3 separate regions of the Homo sapiens genome follow, and regions 1 and 3 are each linked to region 2. Evidence: chromatin loops called from intact Hi-C (ENCODE). Cell type or tissue: mammary epithelial cell. All regions are shown on one strand. Each heading gives the region's core, and the rest is flanking DNA. Links, peaks and the distances in the headings are about the cores only. Region 1 overlaps LOC105374618 (a long non-coding RNA gene). Region 2 overlaps LOC105374618 (a long non-coding RNA gene). Region 3 holds the start of LOC107986399 (a long non-coding RNA gene).

The links. Peaks named below come from ENCODE experiments on the same cell type or tissue, not always from the same donor. Only the 100,000 strongest peaks of a DNase experiment are listed, where the experiment ranks them.
Region 1: a loop joins it to region 2, with 4 times the contacts of the local background. A loop is called at or near these places in 4 of 110 quality-filtered maps.
Region 3: it touches region 2 in a loop (5-fold over the local background); 2 of 110 quality-filtered maps call a loop at or near these places.

The regions. Positions count from the first base shown.
Region 1 is chr5:1,971,350-1,981,097 of GRCh38, reverse strand. The region is part of intron 2 of LOC105374618 (a long non-coding RNA gene); the gene reads right to left. Among named protein-coding and RNA genes, the nearest start is that of CTD-2194D22.4, 89 kb to the right of the region's middle. RefSeq lists an enhancer at 6,920-7,419. In mammary epithelial cell, for the core only: a CTCF peak has its summit at 4,998 (motif pointing left); a DNase peak (open chromatin) is centred at 5,627; H3K27ac peaks cover 1,260 bases.
Region 2 is chr5:2,034,871-2,044,618 of GRCh38, reverse strand. The region is part of intron 2 of LOC105374618 (a long non-coding RNA gene); the gene reads right to left. Among named protein-coding and RNA genes, the nearest start is that of CTD-2194D22.4, 150 kb to the right of the region's middle. RefSeq lists a silencer at 5,685-6,154. In mammary epithelial cell, for the core only: CTCF peaks have their summits at 5,249 and 5,817 (motif pointing right); no DNase peak of the experiment used is centred there; H3K4me3 peaks cover 715 bases.
Region 3 is chr5:3,596,946-3,606,693 of GRCh38, reverse strand. IRX1 (iroquois homeobox 1) reads right to left here. Exons shown (of 4, transcript NM_024337.4): 2 at 6,434-7,469; 3 at 6,013-6,085; 4 at 5,291-5,711. The coding sequence ends at 5,654. It overlaps LOC107986399 (a long non-coding RNA gene), which reads right to left and starts at 1,134. Exons shown (of 2, transcript XR_001742554.2): 1 at 1-1,134. RefSeq lists enhancers at 5,351-6,011, 6,675-7,336, 7,337-7,999. In mammary epithelial cell, for the core only: a CTCF peak has its summit at 3,595; DNase peaks (open chromatin) are centred at 3,753 and 4,433; H3K4me3 peaks cover 1,501 bases; H3K27ac peaks cover 2,385 bases.

The DNA of each region.
Region 1 (9,748 bases), core at 3,702-6,201, 62 kb after region 2:
GCTGATATATATATATTCTGATATATATATATGCTGACATATATATATTCTGATATATATATATCCCTATATATATCTCCATATATATATATCTCTCTCCATATATATATCTCCATATATATATCTCTCTCCATATATATATCTCCATATATATACACTGTATTAAAGAGTTGCTATTATAGGATATATGTGATGTAATCTGTTTTTCCCCAAAAACATAATCATTACATTTTGCTACAGCATATATAATAATATGTAAAATAGCTATGGAATACTAATTGAGTACATATTCCACAGTATTTTAACCATATATCATTGTTGGGCATTTAGATTATTTCTAATTGTTCATTGTTAAAAATAACATTCTAGTTAAGATCTTTGTACATATGATGTTTGTTACATAGGTCTTTGTATTAGTCAGGGTTCTCTAGAGGAACAGAACTAACAGGATAGATGTATATATGAAGGAGAGTTTATTAAGAAGTACTTACTCACATGACCACAGGTGAAGTCTAACAATAGGCCATCTGCAAGTTGAGGAGCAGGGAAGCCAGTCTGAATCCCAAAACCTCAAAAGTAGGGAAGTCAACAGTGCAAGCTTCGGTCTGTGGCCAAAGGCCCAAGAGCCCCTGGCAAACCACTGGTGTCTAAGTCCAAGAGTCCAAAAGCTAAAGAACTTGGAGTCTGATTGTCCAAGGGCAGGAAGCATCCAGCACTAGAGAAAGATGAAAGCCAGAAGACTGAAGTCTACTTTTTCCATCTTCTCCTGCCTACTTTATTCTAGCTTCAGCAGCAGCTGATTAGATGGTGCCCACCCAGGTTAAGGGTGGGTCTGCCTCTCCCAGTCCACTGACTCAAACGTTAATCTTCTTCGTCAACATCCTCACAGACACACCCAGGAACAATACTTGGCATCTTTCAATCCAATCAAGTTGACACTCAATATTAACCATCACAGCCTTTTTCCTTCCTTTTTTATTGAAGTGAAATTATTTTATTCTTTTCAAAGTACTCAATTTAGTGGCTTTTATACATTCACAATGTCATGCAACAAACACCACAAATTCCAGAACATTTACATCACCTCCAAAAGTCATCCCGAATCCATTAAGCAGTTGCTCCTCACTTCCCCTACCTCCAAGCTTTGGCACCCACTAATCTGCTTTCTGATTCTATGGATTTGCCTTTTCTGGACATTTCTATGAATAGAATCATGCATCATGTTTTCAACATTCATGGTGCGGTGGCATTGTCAGTGCTTCCTTTTTCTTTGTGGCTGAACAATATTCCATTGCATGCATAGATAAGTTTGTGCATCCATTTATTTACCCGCTGATGGATATTTGGGTTCTTCCTACTTTGGGCTACTATAAGTTGTGCTGTGGTGAACATTCTTGTACAAGTTTTTGTTTGAACATAAGTTCTCAGTTCCTCTGAGCAGACACCTAGGAGTCGGGTCATTAGATCAAATGATGATTCCATGTTTAACTTTTGGAGGAGCAGCTCGACCGTGCTCCAAAGGGCTCCCACAACTTATAGTCCCAGCTAAAACACCATATGAGGGCTCCAATACAAATACCTATTTCCTTACTATTAGTATATCCATTCCGTTGAGTTTGAAGTGGTATCTCATCGTGGTTTTGATTTGCATTTCCCTAACGACTAATGACATTGAGTGCTTGTTAGCCATTTGTATACCTCCTTTGGAGAACTACCTATGAAAGTTCTTTGCCCACTTTTAAATTGGGTTTTTGGTCTTTTTGTTGTTGAGTTTTGTTTTGTGTATATTCTGGATACTAAACCCTTATTTTATATATAATATGGTTTGGCTGTGTCCCCACCCTGGGTGGGGGTAATTTAATCATGGGGGCGGTTTCCCCCATACTGTTCTCATGGCAGTGAATAAGTCTCAAGAGATATGATGGTTTTATGAATGGGAGTTCCCCTGCACATGCTGTCTCTTCCTGGTTGCTGTGTAAGACCTCTTTGCTCTTCCTTCATCTTCCACCATGACTGTGAGGCCTCCCGAGTCATGTGGAACTATGAGTCCATTGAACCTCTTTCCTTTATAAATTACCCAGTCTCAGGTATGTCATTATTAGCAGTGTGAGAACGGACTAATACATATTATTTACAAATATTTTCTCTCATTTGATAGGTTATGTTTTCACCTTCTTAGTAGTGTCCTTTGATTCACAAAAGCTTTTTATTTTGGTGAAGTCCAAATTATCCATTGTTTTGTGGTTTTGACTATGCTTTCAGTGTTACATTTAAGAAACCATAGTCTGATCCAAGGTCACAAAAATACACCTATGTTTTCCTATAACAGTTTCATATTTTTAGCACTTATATTTAAGTCTTTGTTCTATTTTAAGTTGACTTCTTATTTGGTGTGAGATAGGGATACACAATTGTTGTTTTGCATATGGATATCCAGTTGTTCAGTACTTTATTATCATTATTATTATTATTATGAGCCTACATCAGGCTTTGCCCCAGCACTATTTATTAAAAAGTCTGTTTTCCCCCAATGAATGGTCTTAGCACCATTGTCAAAAATCAATTGGTCATACATGTATGAGTTTATTTCTAGAATCTCAATTCTATTTCCTTGCTCTGTATGTCTATCTTGTGTCAGTACCATACTGTTTTAATTACTGTAGCTGTGTAGTAAGCTTTGAAATTGGGAAGTGTTAGCCCTCCAATTTTGTTCTCTTTTTATACATTGTTTTAGTTATTCATGGTTCCTTGCAATTCCATACACATTTTGGAGTTAGTTTTTCCATTTCTGGAAAAAAAAAAGCCCATTGAAATTTTAATAGTGATCAATTGGTCACTTTGGGGAATATTGTCATCTTTACAACATTAAGTCTCCAATCCATGAATATAGGATGTCCTTCCACTTATTGAAGTCTGTTTTACTTTCTTTCAACAATATTTTATAGTTTTGAGTGTATAAGCCTTGCATCTCCTACGCTGAATTTATTACTGAGCACTTTATTTTTGATGTTACTGTAAACAGAATTGTTTTTATAATTTCCTTTCTGGATTGTTCATTGCTAATAGTATAGAAATAAAACTGATTTAGGTATGTTGATCATGCAACCTTTCTGAACTCATTTATTAGTTCTAATAGGTTTTCACAGATTTCTTTAGGGGTTTCTACATGCAAGATTATGCGATCTGTGAGTAGAGAAAGTTTCGTTTCCTCCTTTCCAATCTGGATGCCTTTTATTTCTTTTTCTTGCCTAATTGCCCTGGCAAGAACTCTAGTACAATGTTGAATAGAAGTGGTGAGAATAAACACTCATCTTTCTCCTGACCTTAGGAGTTATGTTTTCAGGCTTCCAACACTGAGTGTGATGTTAGCTGTGGATTTTTCATATACTGCTTTTATTACATTGAAGTAATGACGGAGAAAATGATGCCGTGGTCTTAGGTCTCTGGTAAACAGTTGTCTAAACTCTTAAAAAGCAGAATTTTTTTTAATTGTCAATATGTCATTAACTGTGAGAAAAAAATCCTGTGCTAGATTTAGATAATTTAGGTGTTAAAACATGTATCACTTGACTTCCCCAAATGTCCCTCCAAAAGATGAGTCCACAACAGGACTAACTCTGATGCTCCACAATGGTGCGCCAATTTAAGAACCTTTCTAGCAAATGAGGCCCTAAGAAGACATAGGTCATCTCAGGAGCCAAGAAACATTCACTGAGTATCTTAGAAAGATTGTTTTAGAAAGCAGTCTAGACTCCAGTCTTATCAATCCCAATCCTTAAATGCTGAACAGATAACTCATTGCTTTATTCATTTACTCATTCACCCAACAAATGTTAGTCAATCTCCAAGTAGTATCTCAGGCACTGAGGATCCAAAGGGAAATGAATAGGCCCCCACCCCAAGGTGCCCAGTGTTCTTGGGGGCGAGCTTGAAGCGCACTGAGATGCAATCTGAAATGAGTGAGAGAAACAGCAACAATGCAGCTTATGGCACTCACAGATTCCAGGGGAGGAGTGGGTAGCCAGCCATTCACTCACTCACTCAGCAAGTACTGCTACGGTCAGTATAATAAAGCTCAAGATGCTACTGTCAACCAGTGGGGTGCATGGACCAATAAACAGGTGGCAACCGGTATGATCAATCAGTGGCAGAGCACAAGGAGCCCCCTTTTTGTACTATTTAGTTTTTTGGAGATCAGGGAAAGAGAATTGGAGGAATCACCAAAAAATAAATGTGAAGGCCATTGAGGGAACTGAGAACACGTGAATTAGTAGGGCGTTGGCAAACCAATGGTCAGGACATCTCTAGGATAAAATTCCATTCCCAGCCACTTGAGAAAAGCTAGGGATTTAAATACCAAGCATGAGACGTGTTCTCACAGGACCCAGAGCAGCCTGTTGAGATGGGGGCCAGGAGGGATCATCTCTACTTTGCAAATGAAAACCAGAAATCAGAAAACAAATCCAAGGGAATCGATCCAGCTCTTAGATGTGTCTTCAACACCAATTTTACCTCCACCACTCATAATCTCCCTCCACCAAGCCCTTGTTTGAAACGTGGCCATTGCAGTGGTAAGAATTGGGTAGTGCTGGATCCTGACACGATTCACCCAATCTCCTCCTCACTCTATCACCCAGCCAGGAGCGGAGGAGAAAGACAAGTCACCACCCTACTCAATGACCGCCAGTGCTTCTCAAGCTTATCTTGGGGATAGTGGTTGATCTCTCAGCTTGAAGTACATGGTGGGTTCCGTGAACGACACACGTTTCTTTTATTCTTTACTGGTTGCATTTCGACTGTCTAATTTATTTTAGTACCACTTTAATTTCTTTCAGGCCCTGGGCCTGTGCTAATCTGCGTTTCCAAAGTTAGAAGACATTTATTTATGAACTGACAAATTGTTATTATTCTTTTTCTTTCTTTTGGGTTCTTAAAGAACCATAACTAGAGGCAGAAGTTAGTTTGAAGAGCATATTCCCAGAGCACCCCCTGCTGTCAAAGAAAAAAAAATCAACAGCCACCTATGGGCCAGGAGTGAAGTCTTGAGGCACAGAGTGAAAATGAGACCTTGGGAAAATTAACTTGCATTCAAGAACCTAGAAAAGGAGATGTTATCACAGCAAGCATGTTCTTTCTATGACGACTTAACCTTCAATCTTGATCCTCCACTGTTTTACTGTCTGATTGATAACCTGATAGACTTGCTCAATGTATTTATTTAGTCTTTGCTAATAAAGTATTAAGTGCACTTTAAATAAGACAACTTTTCCCCATGCTTGCATATCCTTTGTACTGGTGAGAGTAGGTGAACTGCTAGAACAAACAGACACAAAACGTTCATGATTTAACATGCAAAACTTTACTTCTCTCCCCATTCCCAGAGCATTGTGTTGGAAGAGGTGAGGGTCTCGGCTCCACGCAGTCATTTGGGGCCCCTGGGTCTGTGGCACTGCCATCTTTAACGCATGGCATCCAAATCTACCATGGACTAGAACAGTAAAAAGAACAGATTATTTAAGCTGGAGGTAGCTTCCATCTCGCCCACCAACACAGGCTTGGGCAGAACTCACAGGTGCAAGGAGACCTTGGGCTGTAATTTGGCTGTGTGCCCAGGAAAAGGAGAAACACGGCATTAGAGAGCAACGACATTCTCTGCCAGTTTCCTGTTGTAAAACTCTTTCAAATTTCCACGCCTTCTCTTAGGTGATCTAATCCAAATCTGAACTGGCCCACTTGTCCATAAACATGGCAAAAACTTAGAAGCTGCTGAGCCCTGCCCACCCAGCTCCTCTTCTTCCTCTACCAAGAAGCTAAAGAGACACAGGTCTGAGGGTGGAAACACAGTGATGGCTTTGGTGGTGGTTTCTGGAAGGGGTTCTTGTCTGAGGTTCAGGGCACCTTCCCCTTCCTGATTCTCTCTGGCGCTGGGGTGCATGCCTTGCCTAGGATGCTTGATAGGAGTTCCAGCTGCAAAGCACATTGCTACAGCGCATGCTGACTGTGTGTACCTGAAACCGTGGTTTCCTGGCGCTCTTTGAGAAAGAAGCTTCCAGCAAAGAAGTTTCAGGTCCCAAGTTCATGGGGATGATTGGATCCCACCCCTTTCACTGAAGCCCACTGGACTGTAAGCTGTCAGAAGGCAGGTGCTGGTCTCCTGAGCTTCTTTGCGTGGGGCTGCATGGCAGCTGAGACGTCTGGAGCGGAGCTAATCGTTAATGGGTGAAGGTGGCGTGTACTCCCAGGACGCCCCGGGGAGCCCATTAAGCTGCTTCATTGGCTGCTTTTACTTGGATATGTCAGGTCTCATCCATCTATTCCAACTCTGCTCACTACATCCAGGGGCTGAGAAATCGCTCAATCGCCAGACGTCTTCCATTGCTCATTCTTGCACAATTTGCCCCGTGATTATATCCAGCGATGCAAATAGCCAAGCTCTGAGACAGGAAAGTTCTGAATGTGGTCGAGGGCGCTTGACTTGGGACTCTGCTTCTCTTGTAAATTTATTGTTTTTATGGAGATTGTATTAAAATATTAGAACATAATTCAAAGGGGCAAGGCTCACTAAAACAACTGATAAGTAGGGAGATAGCCATGTTTTCTGACCTTCAAATTGTTATCACAAAATATTTTAGATTTAACTTTCCTAAAAATCTGCATGAACTTAAAAGTTCCTGAAGAGGTTGCTTGGTAAAAGACTATTAGGAGGAAAGCCAGACCGTGCCTGAAGAGTAAAAACTAAAACTCCGTGAATCATCTCACAGGCAGCAAGACCCTGCTTGCTTAACGATGAACTTAACGAAGAACCCGGCCACCCTAACCAACACCCCAAGAATACAAAGGAAGAATTCTACCTTTTTTGAGTGAGTGTTTTTTCTAATGTCCTAAGGATACCTCATTAGGTGCTTTGTAGTATCTGATAGGACAGATACTGCAGTGTTTTTTCTTGCTGTCTTTCCAGAATTCCCTGGAGATATCGTGAAGTTAATTACAAACATAATTTCAAAAATTACATGATCTGGGCACTGCCCCTCCCCTCAGCTGAAAGCCAGTGTGGACCAGCCTTCTTTGGCTGGTGTAGACGGTGTTCAAGTCACAACTAAATCGCGCCTTCCTCCTCCGCCTCTGCTCTCCTTCCCTCCTTGTTTAATTGCAGCGTTGCTGCCAAACCGCTTTTGAAATATACCTCCACTCTCAGCACGTCCCAGATGAAGCAGGTTTAATGAATTGGTTTGCAGGGAGACTTGAATGAGTCACCAGCACCTGGGGCCCCAGGGATGCTGCATCAGATAATCACTCATTGTTGCTTTCTGATGCCAGAAAGAAACCAAGAAAACAGTTCACATTCAGAAGAAAGGATGGCTCGGCAGATGGAAACAGGCGCTGGCGGAGCTGTCGGCCACTCACAACGGGCAGAGCCCAGCCCGCGGGAGCTGGACCGGGATCAGATGTTACACACTGTGTGGGTGCTGCTTTCTTCCGCCAAAGAGGCGAGACCAAGACGGCCCAGAAAAATATCGATTATCTCTCCAAGTCTAAAGCCAGCTAATGGCTGCATTCACACAGTGAACTCCTGGACCCGCTTAAAGCCAGCAGCTGCTGATTGAATTGGGTCGCTGGTAACCTCGTCCCTAGCCAGCTTAGAGCAAGAACACAGAAGTAGGAAGAGGTTGGCTCTATTTAATACAAAAACAGAACCATCAACACACCTGAAGAAATATGGTTTTGAGGGGGAAAAATATTCAATCAGCTGTCCAGCAACAGATAGAGGGTATAAATGTATCCTTGGTATTTTGTTCTTTCAATGGGACTAACGGGGCTGACCTTTAATGCCCCTACACACAGCTGGCTAACTGTGCTAAAAATAATAATAATAATAAAATAAAGGCACGAGGATGGAAGGAAAGACAGAAAAGGAAGGACAGGAAGGAAGGAGGAAGGAGGGAGGGAGGGCAAGAGAAAGGAAGAAGAGAAGAAGGAAGGGAGAAGGAAGGAATGAAGCAGAGAACAAAAAGTAAAAACACAAAAATCTTTGTCCCCCAGGATATATTTTACCCTCTCTGACAACAAGAACAATTTCCTCCCTCAATGGTCATAAAGCCTAGAGAGAATTTTCAAGGCTGACCCCTTGGTGGGCACATATGATCCACATAGTTTAGCCACTGCCCCTCCTTCCTGAGCTGTCAACAATCATCACTGCCCTTCTCCCTGGCCCCTTGAAGGCAATGTCATGCTTGGCCAAGGGGAGAACCTAGGAGCTGTCCCCACAGTCTGTGCCATAAGACCAGGGTTGCCTTCAAGGACCCGTGGGCTTTGCAGTCACACGAGGCCCCAGGCACAGAAGGGGCTCCCACCTAGTTTAATACTCTGTCATTGCCGTCTTCAAACTCTTAACGACTTTTGAATGAGGAGTCCTTCTTTTGTCCTCTGGGTTCCCCCAGTCCATAACTGGTCCTGGGTCGGCACCACAAGCTCCAGCTCCCCACAAGCTCCAGTTCCCCGCAAGCTCCAGCTCCCTGCAAGCTCCAGCTCCCCGCAAGCTCCAGCTCCCCGCAAGCTCCAGTTCCCCACAAGCTCCAGCTCCCCGCAAGCTCCAGTTCTCCTCAAGCTCCAGCTCCCCGCAAGCTCCCATTCTCCACAAGCTCCAGCTCCCTGCAAGTTCCAGCTCCCCCAAGCTCCAGCTCCCCACAAGCTCCAGCTCCCCGCAAGCTCCAGTTCTCCACAAGCTCCAGCTCCCCGCAAGCTCCAGCTCCCCGCAAGCTCCAGCTCCCCGCAAGCTCCAGCTCCCCGCAAGCTCCAGCTCTCCACAAGCTCCAGCTCCCCGCAAGCTCCAGCTCCCCGCAAGCTCCAGCTCCCCGCAAGCTCCAGCTCCATCGCACACCCTCTTCTTCCTCCGCTAGCATCAGCACCGCTTCCAGGCCGCCCTGTGGTCAGCATGGCCCCCGGAGCCCCCGAGCAGGTAGACCCAGACAGCAAGGCTGGCAGAGAAGCCTGGCAAGTCCCCCCACCATGCCATTGCTGTCTAGAGGGTCCTGAGTTGCCTCGTGGTCATCTGAACCCCCTTCAGTTTTAGTCATATTGTGATGTATAATATTTCATGGTAGATACAATGATTTCATGAACCACGAAAATAGAAAACTCTTCCAAAATGTTGTTCCATTGAGTGTTTCAGCTTATAGATAATGTAACCTTATTAGATTGGGGTTTCAGATTCCCTTTGTGTTTTGTTTTATTTTTTGAGATGGAGTTTTGCTCTGTCACCCAGGCTGGAGTGCAGTGGTGCGATCTCGGTTTACTGCAACCTCCACCTCCTGGGTTCAAGCGATTCTCCTGCCTCAGCCTCTTGAGTAGCTGGGATTACAGATGCATGCCACCATACCAGACTAATTTTTGTATTTTTAGTAGACAAGGTTTCACCATGTTGGCCAGGCTGGTCTCAAACTGCTGACCTCAAGTGATCTGCCTGCCTTGACCTTCCAAAGTGCTGGGATTACAGGCATAAGCCACTGCGCCGGGCCTCAGATTCCCTTTGGTATCCAAATCACATCATTTGCCTAAATGCTTCATCCATGGTGCAGTTGCCGGATTGTTTTGCTTTTATAGGGGAAAAAACCCACAATTTTCTTTATTTTTTTTTTTTTTTTTTTTTTTTTTTTTTTTATTATACTCTAAGTTTTAGGGTACATGTGCACATTGTGCAGGTTAGTTACATATGTATACATGTGCCATGCTGGTGCGCTGCACCCACTAA
Region 2 (9,748 bases), core at 4,843-7,342:
CCGTGAAGGAGAATCTGTTGCACATCCCTCTCTTAGTGTCTAGTGGTTTGCCAGCAGTTTTGGGGATTCCTTACCTTGCAGACACATGCTCCAATCCCTTCGTTACACAGCCACCTTCCCCCCGTGTCTCTTCACATCACCTTCTCTGTGTGCATGTCTGTCTCTGTGTCCACATTTCCCCCTTTTGTGAGGCCTCCAGTTACAATGGACTGGGGCCCACCTTAGTGACCTCAATAAGGCCACTCTCGAGGTGCTGCAGGTAAGGATTTTAACATACCCTCTTGGGGGGGTGTCCTCTTAGCTCATTTCCTCCCATCCAGGTCTCAGGATGGATACCCCGTGCCCTCCAGCTTCTCTGTACAATGTCCCCCGGGACTGCCCCAGTGCAGAGGCGGCCGCTGCGCACCCACATCCATCACCAGTCCCCTCTCACTCATGTGCTTTCCGAAGGTCATATTTAGTTTTTCAAAAATGTGCTTATGGCAGGCATATTTCTATTGTAAATATGCATGTTAATTAAATGTTATACAATCTGACAAATGTGAAGGCAGGGTTATTTTTTCATGGAAACCAAGTCAAGTGCTTGGGAAACATCTGCTAGTAAGAAAAGTGACTCACCACAGTTACTGTGAAATTAAGATTGGATAAAATCACCATAAAAGATTGGGAAAATCTCTCAGAAATGTAGAAGGAGTCTTCACTCAGATTGTGTTGTAAGCATTGTATGTTCTTGACCTGTTTGAAAGAAACCCAACTTGTAAGTTGAGGTCAATATACAATGCATATGGTTTACAAAGAAAAAAAAAGAAAAGAAAAATATATCTGCTCAACTCCAGTCAATAACTTATGCTCAAAGAAAAGACTTGGTCTCCACATCAAAACATTGGCTGGTTGGTGCCATGTATTTGTTTAAAATGGAAAGGAAACATTTCAGGTATTTATTACTGGTTTTATAATTCTGCTTCTTGGCTGTATTACAAAAATATGGATCCTACATTAACATCACATTTCCCAGTTGAGGCTCAAAGTCCTTAAATATTGTACATGTTGTAGGTAGCTGAGGCAGGGTTGAACAGAAGCAGTGGAATTGCAGAGCATCCCCGGAGCTTGTCCCTCCAGTACAAGCAGCAGATCGACTCACGGAGGGGCCCATAACTGACCCAGGGAGGTCTTAGGAGTCACAGTCTATTCGACACAATCTATTGGCATGGTTAAATGTTAACCTACGGGTTTCAATCTTTCTCTAACTTCGTCTCAATTTCTTTTTCAACCTCCATGTTTGGTTTTCCTATTCTAGCTTTCCCATATTTCAAATTTTTAGGCTGGGTGTGGTGGCTCACACCTGTAATCCCAGCACTTTGGGAGGCTGAGGCGGGAAGATCACTTGAGGTCAGGAGTTCAAGACCAACCTGGGCAACATGGTAAAACCCCGTCTCTATTAAAAATACAAAAATTAGCCGGGCATGGTGGTGCACACCTGTAATCCCAGCTACTTGTGAGGCTGAGGCAGAAGAATCCCTTGAACCTGGAAGGTGGAGGTTGCAGAGAGCTGAGATCACACCGCTGCACTCCAGCCTGGGCGACAGAGCGAGTTTCCATCTCAAAAAAAAAAAAAAAAAATCAAATTTGTATATAATCACAGAGGAAAACCCAGCCATTGTGGACAGGAGAAGACTGAACACTGTACCCATGCCCTCACCTGTCCACGGAGCTGGCAACAGACAGAGTGGAGAACCCACCTGTGCCTGGGATCCTTCCAGACCCGGTGGACTCGACAAATTCAAGAGCGAGTGAGATGGAGAAAGTCCCTCCCCATCAGGACCATCAACAAACACGGATGAAGCTCCTGCTCTATCTGTAAGATATTATGCTACCAAGTGGGGGTGCATAGACGGGTAGGGAAGGATACTGCATCAGCGGGACCCAAGCCAGGCGCCGGGCTCCTCCCATGTGCACATTTCCTCATTCAGTGCTCACAGCCAGCTCTAGGGACAGGCGCCAGCTCTAGGGGACAGTGTGATCCCCAGCTTTCAGGTGAAGAAGCTCAAGAAATGTCGAGGGAGTTGAGACATTCGCGCGGTTAGAGCAGAGACAACCCTCCATGCCCGCCATCCTGAGCATCCAACAAGGACTTAAACTGCAACAGTGATCTCACAAGAGCCTTTGTCTGTGGAATTGTATTTCCGTGGATGCCTATTTTCTGTTTCAGGGCTTAGAAGTCTCACTGCACTGCCTATATTTACACACATAGGCAGCAGAACACCCAGCAAGCAGATCTATGAACTCTGACATACTTTGAAACTGGGCTGCTCCGTTGAATCAGCTGAGAACATTTGCCTGTCTTCCTACCTCTGAAGGTGACCTCTTGGCCAACGTTTCAGCACAAGCAACCCAGCTGCGGCCAGTCCCCCAGCCATGATTTTCATGATCCCCTTTTGAAATCTGGCCGTGCCAAAGTGTTAACCTCAGGCTGTAACTCTGTGATTGATTCGGCTGATTTTCAGGGGCTCCTGCACTTAAAGAGGCACAGTTGGCACAATCAGCTGGCAGGGACCTTTACATCCTGGCTCTGAGCGCGTCCTGGGAAAGGCCACCATGGCTCGGGAGCCCTCTGGGTGCAGAGTGATCCCGGGAGCTGCCTGTCTGGGTGAAGACGAGGGCGTGCGTTGTCTAGAATGCTTAATGAACTGCAGCCTTAAAACAGTCTCGTGATAATATTGTCAGGACACAAGTACAGTAGGTGGGCAAATTGCTTCTTGGGGAAAGACCTTTATTATTTTCTGAAATTATGAAAGAAGAAGATATCTTTAGAAATTTGGAACATATAAAATAATACACCTTTTAAAATTACCCATTAAACCTCCTCACCAAGGGATTGCTACTACCATCTCATCTGATTTTCCTTCCAGGATAGACACATATAATGTCTATTTAAATATATGTTGAATACACATAAAATATTTTGTATATAATATATATTAATATACGATTTTCGTAAATTCACAAGTGTTCCGTTTTTGTAGCTTTTCATCTTGCCTTTCTCACTTAGCACCGCAGTGCTCGGCTCCGTCTACGTCTCTGAAACGCTGCCGACTTATAGCCTGGGTCACTATATTTAGTTTAGCACCTCTGCTCTTACAAAAGTGGGTTGTTCCCAGCTTTTCCCTTATTGTAAATTATACTGTGATGACAGTTACATAAATGTGACTTTCTGGTTTCCTTGTGATACTTTTCTTTTTCTAGACGGGGAATTATTGGGTCAAAGCAACGGAAGAGAGTGTTCATGATAAGCGTGGCCAAATTGCTTTCCACGGACGCAGAGCTGACCGACACCTCCACCAGCCACCCACGGACGGGCTGTGCCGCTGCACCGTCACCAACACTAAGCGCCACCACAAAAGTGGACGTGCCGATTTGGTGCGTGAAAACTGGTGTTTTCATTTTTTTATTTTATTAATTTGTGCATCTTGACTCACCCTGAGGCTCCACACGTTCCTAAACCGTACCGGGTGTTCCAAATTTCCTTTCTTGCTTTGACTGTTTATATCCCTTCTATTTGGTTTTCACGTTTTTCTTAAAAATTTCTATGAAAATAATTGGCAATTAATGTTCCAGCCCTTGCATGAATTTTTAAGTGGTATCAATTAAAGAGAAAAAAATATTTGACTGTGTGCTTTCCCAAAGCATCAGACCTTGCATTTCACAGGGACTTATAAAAGGTCAATACTACCTCAAAGTCAGACTTCAATCTGGAGGGACTGCTACCAGAAGGAACAAGGCTTTAGCTATGCTCCACTGTTTGAAATGAGCTAAAATTTTGACTTCTTAAAATGTCAACCTCATAAATTCACTCTGCCAGACAAAATCAGGCGCATTCATTGTTCAACAGATATTCCCTTAGCTACTATGACGGTTTGGACCTTGTCCTTAAATAGCCTGAAATTTAGATGCAAAGATGAAATTTGAAATCCTTTATCTTTTGCCCTCTTTCAATCCCATTTAATCCATTCTTTCCAAATTCAGTCATTTTGGGTGAAAACATATAAAGCACTTACAATGTTAGTGCAGATGAGATCTAGAATCCTGTTTTAGTTTCTGGTGGTTTATTTAATCGATGCTCAGAATAGCTCTTTCACACTAAAATGACTATGTCTGCGTCCCCTGCCTTGAGACCCCTGCCCCGTCCTGAGTGCCTTCCCAGATGCTGAGCCTCCTTCAGACTTGGGCAAGAAGGAGATGGGTGTCGGAGATAAAACAGGAGCAGCTCTGGGAGTCCATTGGAGATAATGGGGGTTCATTTCTGGCAAAAGAACAGGATTGAAGAGACCTGAGCCCCATGTATCCTAACTTGAGGCCACAAGGGCTGACCCCTCCCCTCTGTTACGGCAGAGCCCATCGAGCCCCCCTTCTCCAAGGGGCAAGTAGAATCTGCCCACACGCCGAGGCTCTAGGGTAAGCATACCTAGCCTGATGGCTTCGCTCAGCTACAGGAAAGCTAGTCACCTTAAGCCTCAATTCCCTGATCTGTAAAATGTAAACAACAATAGAGCCATATTGTGATGTACGAAGGACTGTGTGTAGCTTAGCACGCAGTACAGAACAGGCCCCGGTAAAGGCCATCTGCTCTACTCGGCGCCTCTCCATGGGGCTACGGCAAGGCTTGCTGCCTACGAGCAGAATGGAGGGTGCCGAGTTCTCCTAGAGACAAATCTGTTCTGACTATAACAGCCAGAAAGTTAACCAGGTCCGAATTGAGGTCCTGTTTTGTCAGAACACCGTGGGGCCCCCCAATATCCCCTTTCTGGGTGTGGGCTTGGGGAAATGGGTACAAGACATACGGGGCTTTGGAAAGGGCTGCAGGGAAAGCCCGTCTCACAAACCCAGGCTTGTGGGGATGGGCCAGGGAGGGACCTCGGAAGCTATAAGGTGCCCCCTAAGGCAGGGCACCACTAACAGCGATCAAGGCAGGTGTAAACTTCACAAGAGAGGCTTCCTAAGTGACAAATTGTGGGCTGAGGCATGCCGGGTGGAAGCAGGCCCATCACTCTGCCAGGCAGAAAACAAAGGCCTGTGCCACAGCCTCCTGGAGGGCCCTCGGGAGGCTGTAACCCCTTCACACCTTATTGCTGGGAAGTGACTTTGCGATTTGACACATTAAAAACAAGTTGAGGCGAGGCTCCTCTCCAGTGAGTTGGAACCTCCGAGTGACAGGCCTCCCTTCCCAGCTCGGGCCCCTCCTGCTGGCGCTGGCTCAGACAGGAGCCTTCCAGAAGGAAGGGGGTGGGGAGGCAGGTGCCAGCTCCCGAGCTGCGTGTTCCTAAGCTCCCTGCACTGTGGGAAGGGACTGGGGAAGGTGTTTAAATGAAGCACTTGATACTCCTCAAATAATAATGGTAATAATAATGCAGCCTTTCTACTCTGGATTCTCATTCATCCTGGGGACCAGCAGGGGACCAGCCCCCCTCCATCCCCCCAGCCCAAACCTCTGTCCAGCCCCTCTTTGGCTCCTGCCCAGCCCTGCTCAGCTCTGCCCAGGCCCCGCCCTGCCCAACCCCTGCCAAACCCCTGTCCAGCTCAGCCTAGCCTTGCCAAGCCCCTGCCCAGCCCTGCCCTGCCCAGCCCAAACCCCTGTCCAGCCCCTGCCCAACCCTGCTCAAGCCCCTGCCCAGCCCAGCCCAGCCCTGCCCTGCCCAGCCCAGCCCAGCCCAGCCCAGCCCAGCCCAGCCCTGCCCGGCCCCTGCCCGGCCCCTGTCTGCCAGGAGTGCAGCACTGGCTGGAGCCAGCGTGTACACGAGTGGCCAGCAGAGGGCGCACTGCCTGGGCGCCGCCGTCCGCTGCCTGCCGCCCGCCATGGCTTGACCCAGACTCGGGTCAGATCCTGACCCTGACCCGGCCCGGCCCGCGGAGAGAAGAGCACTGCGCCTGCGCGGCATCGGGGCCGGGCTGGAGGGACGCTGGCGGCGGAGGTGCGGCCCCGGGCGGGCGCGGCGATCGATGCCCAAGTCAAATGCGTTTGTGCCACCTGTTGGCTCCGGGCCCGCACTGCACGCGCCGGGAGGTGGCTGTGCGGCGGCCGTCGCGGGCCGTGGTCCCCACCGGACCTCCCAGGGGCGGTACCTGGAGGGAGGGTGCAGAGGGGTTCGGGGCAGCCTCGCCAGGGAGAGGGAGACGCCAGCACCGCGGAACAGGCTGCGGGGCCGCCTCGATCAAGTGCCATCCCATAGTGAAGACAAGGTTCCAAACGGCAAAGACACTGACTCGTCTGTAAAGAGGAAACGCCTGGGCAAATGCCGCTTTTCAACAGTGCAGTGTTTTAACTTATTTTTAATCTAATATTGTGAAAAATCTAATAAATTGATTCGTTTTTGGGATTTTTTTCCAAATTCAAAATTTGACTAATGCGCATTATTTTCACTAGGAAAAAAGTTACTGTTATAAACGTGTCTCATTTTTCTACACATATTTTTACTTTCTTTTTAGTGAGTGCTTCTTTTAAACTACATGTACACTACCAGACATATGTGTAAGCCACATGAGTTGGAAATAAACATAAAGAAATACATGGGGTTTAGATTTACAAACAGTATCTTTGACCGGGCGCGGTGGCTCACGCCTGTAATCCCAGCACTTTGGGAGGCCGCGGCCGCGGCGGGCGGATCACTTGAGGTCAGGAGTTCGAGACCGGCCTGGCCAACACGGTGAAACCCCATCTCTACTAAAATACAAAAATTAGCCAGGCGTCGTGGTGAGCACCGGTAATCACAGCTACTCTGGAGGCTGAGGCAGGAGAATCGCTTGAACCCGGGAGGGGGAGGTTGCAGTGAGCAGAGATTGCACCATTACACTCAAGCCTGAGAGACAGAGCAAGACTCCATCTCAAAAAGAGACGAGAGATGGGAGAGGGGAGAGAGGAGGGGAGAGGAGGAAGATTTACAAACAATATTTTTATAACCAATTTGACCAGATGTCATATTTTCCACAGATATTTTGGCTTGTTTGGTACATGTTTGTGGGCACACAGAATTTGGTCTCATCTGGGCCTCGTGAATACCTGGAAAGGTGACTGGGAAAGATGAGGCTGTGTTCACACGTTAGTGCATGCATTCCAATCAAAACAGAAAGCCGGGCTCTTGAGAGAATGTACTGAAATAAGCTGGGTATTAACTGTTCCCATATCACAGCTATGTCATATGTGATCTGTGTAACTCGGGGGTTTTGGCATTCATTTCTTCAGGAAACAAATACTTTACCATGAATTGTAAGCACCACAAAAAAAAAAAAACATGAAAAAGGCTCTACGTATAGCTGTTGACACCCTAATAATAGAAATGAAAGGCATATGCTTTTAAATGTGTAAATACAAAAAAAGGAGGCAGAGCTTGACGCCAAAGCGCACCCTTCACTGCCAGGGAAAACCAGCTTTGTCCTGATTCGCCCCTCTCTTCTGCTTAGCCTCAGCGTGAACCATTTCCTTACCTTGCCGTTAGTAAATAAAGAGGATTTGCGTTGCAAAGGGTCAGCTATTTTACCATGGTCAGCAAATATTATCCAGTCCTTCTTGCTTATTGGTACACATTTTGTTTACACAACATTATATGCATAAGTTAAATATATTTAGCCCTTTCCTTTAATATGAAATGTTTCAATTATAACTTACAATAATCTAGCAAGGGAGACTGCATAAATGTGAGGAGTGGAGAAAAGCAAGAGGAATTCTGCTGTTTGTGTGTGTGTATATAAAATACACATAAAATGCACACATGTATACATATATATGGTGTATATGTACATATACATACGTATGTGTATATGTATATATATTATAACTAGGGCTGTTAGAAGAATATATATTCTATTAATATATCTTACACATTTATAAATAATATTATGTATATAAAATTAAGGTATAAGAAGAGTAGCCAGTGTTGGACTGAATGAGATAGAGAGTAAGGAAATGGAAACACTCGTTTTTTATTAACAGGACCTCCACATGGGATCCAAATTCAGCGACTTAAGTAGATCCTAAAGATTATATCAGGTTTTAAATATCAGGAATAATAAATAAATATGGCATTTTTAATAGCAACTCCCGCCCCGCTAACAGATGAAGGGGATAAGGCATTCCCTAGTCATCCTAACAGTGCAACTCCCATTAGTAGTAGCTAATATTATTATTGCACGAAAAGGCAGTTTCCTAGAACAGTGTGGGGAGAGCAGATGAAAACTTCATCCTATAGCCTGGGGTTTTTAATATTAGGAATAGAGATTTTTTTAAAAAACAGCATGTTTCTGGGCAGATGGAATGCAAGATGACCATGCCAAGTGAACCATCCAAGGCGCCCTGGCTTAGGGGGTTTGTTTTGTTTTGTTTTGTTGTTTCATAGCACTATGGATAGCAACACTGCAACGCAAGGGAAGGACAGATTAAGATTTTCGCTTACCCAAAGGCAAATAGAGAAGCTCCTTTCTCTACCACAGCCCAAAAATTGTGCAAAGAAAGAGCGTTATTCTTTAGGGAAGGCTCTACAGATTAAATGGTGTAAGAAGATATAGTATCTGCTGGGCGCAGTGGCTCACGCCTGTAATCCCAACACTTTGGGAGGCTGAGGCGAGGGATCATGAGGTCAGGAGTTCGAGACCAGCCTGACCAACATGGTGAAACCCTGTCTCTATTAAAAATACAAAAATTAGCCAGGCGTGGTGGCACATGCCTGTAATCCCAGCTACTCAGGAGGCAGAGGCAGGAAAATCACTTGAACTCGGGAGGCGGAGGTTGCAGTGAGCCAAGATCGCACCACTGCACTCCAGCCTGGGCAACAGAGCGAGACTCCATCAAAAAAATAAATAAATGAAAAGATATAATATAATACAGTCCCTTTTCCCATTATTCATTCATTGTTTATTGAAAGTTTCAGGCACCGTACTGGGCACCAGAAGAATAAAGATGACAATGACATGGACAGTGATGGAAATGAATGTGCGAACTGAGAAGAGAGAAACTGGTAGAGGGACATTGATCAAGTATAGTGGAACAGAAGGTGGGGGCAAGATGAAACATCACAAACAACCTCTTAGAACTTTTTTCAAGAACTTTCAAACATATACATTAATTCTTCAGCAAGTGTTTATCAAATGTTTAATATTTACTGAAAACAGTTCTAGGAGCTGAGATCACAACTGCTGCGGGGAAAGTAAAGGGTGTAACCTCCAAGAAATTAGAATTTGGTGGGGAAACTGACACTATCACCCAGTCACACAAATAAATGTAAAATTCTACCTGTGCACCTCAGTTACCCAGTGGAGTAATTTATAGCACGGGGAAAATCATGGCAGATTTCACCTGCTAGAGGAGGTCAGAGAAACCTTTCCTGAGAAAAGCACCACGGAGCTGAGCTGTATAGATAAGTAGGCATGATGAATTAAAGATGACCACAAATTATATCGAGAGTTGTGATCTACTCTCCCTTTGATTTGAAGCTAGTACTAAGGTCTCACTATAACCAAAAATATGTGGGAGAGGTAAGATGACACGCCTTCCAAGGCTAGGCGAGAAAAGGCTGCAGCTCTTGCCTTGGTCTCCAGGTTCACCTGCTCCCAGATGCTTCCACTGAGGTTACTCTTTTTTAGAACTCGGCCATGGTGTTTTGAGTCTCCCAAGCAAGATGGAGCCACCCACAGTGCACGCACTCTGTGGGACAGACAACCTCAGCTCCCAGACAGCAGACAGCACGAACTCAGCTGTGAATGA
Region 3 (9,748 bases), core at 2,459-4,958, 1.6 Mb before region 2:
ACCAGCCATTGCGCTCGGGACTCTGGATAAATGGATTAGGGGATCAGAGACACCCGCTGCGTCTTCAGAAGCCCAACAGCAGCCGCGGAGAGGGCGGCCACTTATGCCCCGCCCGAGGGGAAGGAGGGGCGCTGACTGCTCGGCCTCTTCCCCGGGTCGGCCTGACCCCCCTCACTGCCCAGAAAGGGCCAGGGCCGGCCTTTCCTCGCGGAGGGGCGCCGGGTTCAGGCGGGGAGCTGGGACGGCGCGGACGCGAGCTGACTCCGACTCCGCGTGGTCACCATTCAGGCCCACAGCCTGGGATCCTGCGGCGCGGCCGAGCCTTCTCTAGGTCCCAGCTGCCTGGCTTGCCATGTCTTGCCACCCAGGGCGCAGCTCCATCCCTTGCTCCCTCCCGGGTTCAAGGCCGCCCTTTCTCTGCCTCCTCATTTAGAGCAATCCTAACATTTTAGGTCGCTCCTGAAGCCTCCTCAGTCCCAGGCCACGTGGTGACTTCCGTGGGCCTAAGGCAGACTCCTTCTTCGTGAGAAACTTATTAAAAATTTTGTTTTACCACTCCATTGGTATGAAGATGAATATATTGATAGACATTAACACATTTTCTTCGACCCAAAAATTACCGGGTATTTTTATACGAAAAAAATTAAACCATTTTCCTGGGCCCCTCAAAATACTCGGGGCCCCCAGGCCCAGGGCTCGCAGTGCTGAAGTCACCGGGCCGGGACCGCCTTGGCATCTGGCCCCGTCCGCGCTCGCCCTAAGAGGTCCATTTTCAGACGTCATTCTGGGGCGAGGGAAGGGGATCCGCGTCCAGCCGCCAGTCACCGGGTACAAAAGGCGGCCAGCAGCCCCCGTGGGATGACCTTGGCAGGCCTCTCAGCTCAGGAGTCATAATTGGAGTCGCTGGCTTTGTGGGGAGTGCCGGAGAAGACCTGGAAAGCATGGCCTCTCCCTGGAGCCGCTCCTATTGCTCTGGGGTTGTCCATGCGCCAGGGTCGGCGGCCAAGTCACAGAAAAAGTCTCCGGGTGGGAGAGGCGGCTGGGTGCCCTGAGTGGGGAGCTCTCCTTCCACACATCTACGCATTCCCCACGCTCGCTGGCTCAAGGGACACCTAAAGGTGGGTGGGCTTCTTAATTCCCCCAGAATGCGCCCCCTCCACTGTTTGCCCTGTCTCCCGGCCCCCAACTTGGACTTACGGCCCCAGGGCCACCCCACATTCCCTCCCCACCTGGTGCCACATGCTGACTTCGGGGCCAGTGAGATGGCAGGGCCCTCTGTGGGGACAGAGAAGTCACCAGGCATTGGGAGCACGCTCAGTGTGTGGCTCCCCAAAGCCTCCCTTTCCTTTCTGGAGGGCTCAGAGCCTGGCTGACTCCTATGGCAGTGCTGGGTCCTGTGGTGTGGCCCGCGTTGCAGAGGCAGTGGCCACTGACCACTGGAGGTTCCTCTGGCCTTGCAAGTTCTTTCCACAAGGGCACCACGAAGCTCCGCTCCTCCGTGGGGCCAATGCTCCCCCAGCCTTGCAGGCGACCCTCCCCAGGCTCTGCTACCTTCCCTTTTTTTTTGACCTCCAACTTGCAGTCCCCACCAACAAACAGGGCCCTGTCATTTTGAGAAGTGCATTCAGTGGTCCACTCTTCCCAAGTCGAAGTCCACAAACCCCATCTCCACTTGGAATCCCCAACCCCACCCTAGACCTTGCCTCTGTGAGAGGAGGCACCAGCGACCCACTGGCATCATGGTTGGGTTGGGCAGGGGAGGGTGGAATTAGGATTCCCCTCTCAGGCAAGAGATTCAAAAGCAGAGAGGACAGGGCCTGCCTGAATCCTCCATGTTGAAAAGCCAAAGGCCAGTGCCTGTCCCAGGTACCCCTGGGTGCTGTGACCCACCGTGTCCTCTCTCCTTTCTGCCTCCCTCCCTCACTCCAGCTTCCTTGCTCTCTGGCAGAGTCCCATCTACAAGGACGACTGAAACTTTATAGGGCATGATTCATCGGTGGCGCACCCCTTGGAGCCGAGGCGCGTATTACATTAATCAGTGTCAGACCACTAAAACCAAGATATGAATATGAATTCCCCATATTGCAGGCGAGATAAATGTGCTGGTGAATGAAATTGATCAGAGGGCGGTGGGCAGGATGGTGGGAGCAGGGAGATTTCAGAGACTCCAGCTCAACCTTTGGGCTGGGGCTGCCAGGGCTGTAACACAGAACGCGGGAGCCCGGGACCAGATTTGTGTCTTGTTCCCCCCCCCACACACACACACCCCTCCAGAAAAAGCCCAGTATAACCAGAAAAGGGAACTTTTCTATAGGAAACCCATTTCTGATGACAAGAAATGTCTGGAAATTGGTCCTGTGGACAATCTCCCCTTAGTCTGTTCAGGGACTGTCTCCTCCCTGCTGGCCACAGAGCAGCTGCCACCTCTGAAACCATCCTGGGCACTGCTGAGGTAGGGAAGCCCCTTTCCTCAGGCAGAAAGCTCCTCCAGAACTAACAGGGCTTTGTTTTTAGAAGCAAAGGATATTTGTGGATTTTCTATGTCCACTCCAGATTTTTCAGGAGCTGAAGCACCAGGCACGTGGGGTGTTCCCATGGGAGCCTGCACACCTAGATGGCTCCCGTGGCCAGAAAGATGTAAACAAATAGTGCCCAAAGGACAAAAATGCCTTCAGTGCTCCATCACAAATTCATTTTAGCTTTTCACTGGAGAAAAATAATTCTGAGGCTGGCGATCTGATTTCCTTGTATGGAAAACCTAGCTCTCAGGAAGGTGCACAGACCTTTCATGACTCTAGGCCACGCAGCTCAGTAGCCAGGACTCCCAAGGATGAGCACGTGCTGGCCGAGCCACCTCAGCAGCAGTTCTTGTGGGGGTGGGGGGGGTTCCCAAATGTCTTGCATTGACAAAAAAATCAGGAAAGGGTGGAAATAGGGGTGTGCAAAGCAGCAGGCGCCAGCACAGACCATCCAATTTGATTCAGGGAAATAAAGAGCTGAGCTTGCCCAGGGGCAGAGAACTCTACCTGGCCCACCTGAATCCAACCTGCTGTTTCCAGCGTCACCCAGAAGGCATCTCCCAGCACACTGGTTGCTGGAGCAGCATGTCTCTGTGGCTGGGAACACAATTCCTCACCAGAGGCGAAGGGCGTAGCTGGTCAAGTCTCTCTAGAGACACGATTTGGCTAAGGACACAAGATCCATTTGGGCCCAGCAGTCAAAGTAGGCTCTAGGGCCCCATTGCAGAACCTCTGGAATGATGAGCCCAGGGCTCTGATGATCCATGAAGGACTAGGGCCGAGGGCAGATGAGAAACACCTCTCTGATTTAGCAAGGAAGGCACTGGACAGTAAGAGCACCCCACGTAGAGCCCAGTGCCCACTCCCTCCAAATGCCAGTAGCCTAACCTGCAGGCCCGGCACTCCCCCAAAACACACAAAAAGAACCAGTGGGTGCAGCCTTGGAACACAAATTGGTTCCCATCACTACAAATGCAGGCTCGTGCCCACGGAGCCCCAAGGCCCAGCGCCCCCAGAGTTGCCCCCACACCCCAGGAGCGAGATGGGCGCTGCTCAAGGCCGCATTCCGCTTTCGGACCATAGAGGGCGCCTGGAGCACGTCCATTCCGACTGCGGAGCTGCTCCCCGGGGCCCGGCCCGAGTCCGTCCGCCCGCGGTCCACTCCACTCCGCTCCGGCCCGGCTCCTCCCTGCCTCATCCCACCCCGCCCACTCCCCGCTCCCCGACGCGCCCCCGGTGTCCTCGGCCCACTTGCCCTACGCGGCGCCCTTCGAGCCTCCTCTTCGCCGCTTTTCCTCCCGCCTCGGGGCAGGGAGAGGACCTTCCCCTCTACAGGGACCAGGAACGGGGTGGAGGGCTGTAGAAGGATGCGGGCGTCGGGAGCGGGTAGGAGCCGTGGACTGGCACCTCCTAGTCCTAACGCGAGCCTCCCTCTTTCCTGGAACCTCTGAAAAGACACCAGCGCCCCGACTTTCCCCCTCGCTTCGGCCATGCACGGAGTCCCCACGCGCAGCACTGGCGCCAGTGGGTCTCGAGCAAGCCGGGAAGGGCGGGTCACAGGCTGGGGGTGCGAGCGGAGGACGGCCGCTCTGACCTCGGGACTCGGCTCTGACTTCGGGACTCGGCCCTGTCCCCACTAGACCGTTTTTCCCGGCAGCCCACATCCTCGCTGGCAGTTTTGGAAATGTTTGCTGGCTCAGTTTTCACGCATTCAACGCTGAGTCGCCTGCGCCCTGAAGGCCCCGCGCCGGGTCCGCAAAGCCTCCTGAAGGTGCCTGCTGCGGCGCGTGGCGCGCGTCCCGCTCCGAACCCACTGATGCTGATGTCCCGGATCCGCAGCGATGTCCAGGCTCCTAGGCCTTTCCCCACTCGCGCGCGCCCGAGGCCAGCCCCGCTGCGAGTGTTTCCCAACATCGCTGCTCCCAGCTGCCTCCCCGCTGCCCGGCCGCGGCCATCTAAGGGCAATTTGCTCTGGACTCCCGCGGTGCGCGCGCCTGAGGGCAAAGGACGCAGTCCGTGGAGCCCAAGTGTAAAGGGGCTTCCCTGGGAGACCAAAGCCACCTCCTCTTTCTCGCTTCCCACCACAGCCTCAGCCCCTCGTTCACACCTCACACCGCAGAGAAGCCCCGCACCGCATCCCGGCTGGCCCATCTGTGGAGTTTTAAAGAGCCTTCCAATTTCTTCCCGTGTTTGATTTAACCGAATCACTAAAAATACATGCAAAGCGATACTCCATTATTTTCACACTCAACTCAGAAAACGACCAGGCGCCACGATGCGCCGTTGAGACAACTAGTTGTAAACTGGTTTCTAATCCGAAGTTCTCCTCTGGGGTCGCAATAAAAATTCTTTTTCCTCTGTTTTTACCGACGTTATAAAATCGTTTTGTAAAACTGCCTCAAATTGAACTTATTTATGTCCTGAGAAAATTATGTCTCAGAAAAATGTTCGTGAAAGCAATTGAACTGCCAGCAAGAAACTGCCACAGTGACAATATTTAAAAATTCAACAACAACCACAAACAACGAAGAGATGTTTAAAGCACCTGCGTCTTGGGTGGCAACAGTCTCTAAAGGCCCCCATTGAGAAGCCCATCTCCCCCAGCCACAGACCCTTGGGTCCCACCCAGGGTTCCAGGATCCCTGTATCCCCCACTTCTCTCTCTCTGTCTCTGTTTCTGCCACACAGACACTCACACACACACATTCACACACAAACACACACTCACACACACGCTGGACAGGCACACAGCAGCAGGAGCGGGGAGGGGGTGTCATTTCATTTAGTTTATTAGACAAAAATATATGATTTAGACAAGTTCGCTGACGCGCTATTTACAATCTGAAACCACTCTATATACAGAAAAGGGGGGAAAGAGACACAAGCACGTGGGGGCATTTACCGAACCCGATAATCGCAGCCACTGGAGCCGCCGGCAGAGGCCTGGCCACCTGGACGCGAGCTCGGGACCGAAGAAGCCCCTTTCTGCAGAAAGCGACGGATGCGAGTCCTTGACGTCGTTGTCATATTTGTCCTTTACACCAGTCTGAAATATTTGTCTTAATTCCTCCCACATTCCCTCCCTCCCCAACTCCTCCCCCCTCCCCCCCGCAAAAGTAAAAGAAGACCCTTAATCAGGCGGACGGGAGGGCTGCTAGGATCCGCGGCGTTCCCTCCTGCGGGGCCAGAGAGCTGCATGGGAAACACAGCGAGACAAGAAGACAGGGGCACTGTGAGTGGGGGACGCAGCGCCGGGCGACGCCGGTTCCAGTAGCGGAGCCCTGGGGGCGGGGTCGACAGCCAGCGCGGCTCCCGGCTGGGGAGAAACTCCAGTCTCCTCGGCTCGCCCGGCGCCCAGGGCTGGCGGGGAGCGCTCCTTCAACTAGGACTGCGCGACCCCCACCGCCACCCAGCCAGCTCCGCCCGGGTCCCGACCACTCCTCCTCCCCCCTCCCCACCGCCTTCTCCCATAGCAAAAGCAAACAGCACTCACTTGTCGCGTACCGGCTGGAAGGGCGACTTTAACTGCTGTGCCGGCGAATCTGGCCTGGGGACGAGGTCTCTCTCTGCGAGAGATCGGAAGAGGCAGAGTTAGGACGGAGAGACGGGCGGGAGAGGTCCCAGGCCTCCTTCCCACCAACTTCTGCCGGCTGCCCAGGCAGATTCGCCGAAAAACGTCACCCCTCACCCCACCACCACCCCGTAGCAGGCCCGCCGGTAGGGCAAAGCTCTCTTGGGAGAGCCCTAGGGCCTTGTCTGGCTTTCTAAATTGAAGCAGGGATTAAGCGCAGCCCCAGGGCTCAGCGGCCACTGCCTGGTACCCTCCCGGCTCATGCTGCACCCCACGCTACCACACCTAGCCAGGCCTCTGCATTCCCAGCTAGGGGACAGGTGGACGCGGCCTGGAGCTGTACCTGGGAGCGTGGGGCTGCTGCGGACCGAGGCCTTGTCTCCATTGAGTGCCCCCGGGGCAATAGCGACCGGCGGCTGCGGTGGTGGAGGTGCAGGAAGGTGAGGGCCATGGGGCGCGGCGTGGGGAGCGCCAACGCCCAGGAAGGAGCGCATGTTGAGCAGGGAGCCCTGTGCGAGGAATGCGCTGTTGGTCCAGTTGGAGAACTTGCCGATGTGGCAGGTGTACAGTCCGTGGCTAGGCAGGAAGGCGGGGTGTTGCAGCGGCGCCCCGGCGGAGGGCCCGTGCGCGCCGGGGTGGCCCGCGGGTGGTGGTGGCGAAGCCTTGGGCGCACCGTCGGGGCTCGTGGCTGTCTCCGCCAGCGACCAGATCTTGGGCTTGCCGTGCGGCGCACCCTGCAGGCCGCCCGCTGCAGCGCCGGGGCTCAGCAGGCGCGTGCTGCCCGGCTCTGGGGCCTCCTTTGCCAGGCCCAAGGGCGAGTCCTGGGGCTTGAGAACGTCGGCTGCTGCCAGCGGCGAGCCTTGGTCCCGGGCAAGAGCAGAAGGGGCTGCGGGCGCGTGCGGAGCCTCGGCCTTGTCCTCGTCATCCTCGTTGCTCTGGTCGCCATCGTGCTCGTCGATCTTGTCAATGTCGATGCTTTCCAGGTCGATCTCCTCGTCGTCCTCGGCCTTCTCCGGGTCGCCCTCGGTGTCGCTGCCGAAGAGCGCTCCATCTTCCTGGTCCTTGCTGCGCGCTCCCCATGTCACCTTGTTCTCCTTCTTGAGGCGCCGGCGCGCGTTGGCGAACCAGGTGGAGACCTGCGTGAGGGTCATCTTGGTGATGATGGCCAGCATGATCTTCTCGCCCTTGGTGGGGTAGGGATTCTTGCGGTGCTCGTTGAGCCAGGCCTTGAGCGTGCTGGTGCTCTCGCGGGTGGCGTTCTTGGGCCGCCCGGGGTCCCCGTATTGGAACTGGCCGTAGGGGTAATAAGCCGGCGCCGTGTGGGCTGCGAAGGTGGCGGGGTGCACCCCAGGGTTGTCCTTCAGTTCATACTGCGAGCCCTGAAGCCACAGGGCAGATCCATCGAGGAGAGAGAGGAGGGAAGTGGAGAGAGAAAGGGAGAGAGAGAGAGAGACATGAGTCCCCAAGACGGGAGAGTGGGAAGCAGCCGCTTCAATGGACTCGAGGGCCTCCCAGGCGCTTTGCGGGGCTCTCCTGTGCTGGGCAGATCAGGAAGTCACCCCCAGTTCACTGCTGGGGAGAAGGGGAGCCAGGACCATGAGCTGACTTCAGGAACTGCCCTTTCACCGACAGTGGAGATCGTTTTTGCCACTCTAGAAAAGTTCCACAAACAGTGCACTCTCCAGAAGAGCACAACAGAGGCCGCGGCCCCTGCAAGTTCCCTAGGCGACCCCTGTCCCCACCACCAACCGCTGGAGAAACCTGCATTTCCAAGTTTATCTTTCACTAGCTAGAGGGAAAAACCTTTCAACTGAGCTGATAAAGCCATTTCTCCAAACGTAAAGGGCCCAGAGCCCAAGCCTCCTCTCTGCCACCCAGAGGGGGCTCAATCAAAATAAACCATCCCGGGTTTTCTACCGGTCTAAATCCGCCAGCAATTTAAAACGAAAGCACAGTCCTTTGCCTTCCAAATTAATCTGCATATAATGGTTTACCCACATTAAAAGGTCTTTAGAGGTGACAGGTAATTTAAAATTTTAATCCCGGCCATCATCGACAACAATAACAAAAACACCATTTTTTTTTTTAATACAAAAGGAAGGCTTAGCCTGTAAAATATTAACGCAAGGGCTGGGAGCCACCGGCGGCCAGGAGGGGAACCGGTTCAGTATCCTAGGCCTCTTCTCAGTTACTTCATCTCTTAAGTTTGACTTTGATCTGGAGGGAGCAAACACTAGCTGTTTGCAGGCATTTAGAGGCGCTGATTTATTTGCAATCGATATTCTTTTTATAATCAGTAGTAAAACACAGCAAGTCAAATTATCCCATCAGGTTTTTTGGTAAATAACATTTTATCTTTCTAACAACCTCATTAGGCCTCATTATTACCATAAATTGCGCAGACAGACATTCAAATACAATTTTATCTTTTGACTTCCAAACACCCAATTATAATGGCTTGGAAACCTAGGCCTAGAATCAGGGTTTGGGTTTGAGTTTACTCTCTCAGAACCAGTGGGAGAGCTGGAGAAACACACACCTTTTGGGTGGGAATAATTTTTACATATTATCCCTCTAGGTGGGAAAAACAACTCAGAACAGCAAACATCTCCCTTCCCCAGCTCTCCACAAAGGGTGCAGGTCCTCACACTGAAGCTCTCTCCCTCCCCCGCAAACACAGGCAGGGTTCCCAAATGGCACACAACTGCATTCGCAATTTCTGTAAAAAATATTCATCCTCTGAAAAAATGGTCTAGTTGCAATGTTAGCAAAGGGAGTTCCGGACTCTGAGAAAGTTGTAAAGACCAGAAGATTTCTTGGACTAATTAGTTTGGTGACTGAGGCCGCAGAGAAAACATTTCTGCGGCTAGATTTCGTTTTTGCCCAATCGTTCCAAAATGTACTTTGCGCTTTTCTAATTATTTTGGTTGTAATTGTAAAGAAGACGTTTCAGCCTCGTCTCCACTGGGAATTCTTTTTGAAAGGACACCTTGTAAATCTCTCATCGCGTCCCGGCCTCCCCGCCGCCTGAACAAAATGGGGGCTGATCTTTTTCGATAGTAAGAGACCTGAAAGGCAGCCGGGCCGCTTTCTTTCAAAACTACAAGAAAAGTTACAGGGAAACCCGCTCTTTGCTTGTGCACACTTGAGGGGCGTTTACTCCCCGCTTCTCCTGCGGGGAGCGGGGAGATATCGCGGGTGCTTGGAAATTGCTTTATCCCGCGGGCAGCGACCCAGGAGGGGGCTGCCTCCCAGGGCCCCGCGCCCGCCGCACAATTCACCAGCCGTCCGAAGTTTAAGCACCGACCTTGCAGTCAGACCAAGGAAAATGGATGATTTGGACCGGCAGACAGGCCAATGCCCCCGCGGAGAATTAAGTGTGCAGCCGCCTGCCCCGACATCTAACGCCCACTGGGACGGGAGACTAAGAGGACACCATTTGTTTTAAGCCAAGGGACACTGTTTTCTTTAATCCTCCATTATGTAACGCAGGAAGAAAAGTGCTTTTCTTTCTGTGCAAATGAAATGAAAACTTGGGCAACTTACAAAAGTAAAATCAAACACCGTTTCAGACACCAGCACATTACTGCAACTTAATTTTTGTTTAATCTCAAATTCGCACTCACGCCGTGGAGAGACCTCTCCATCCCTTTGGACC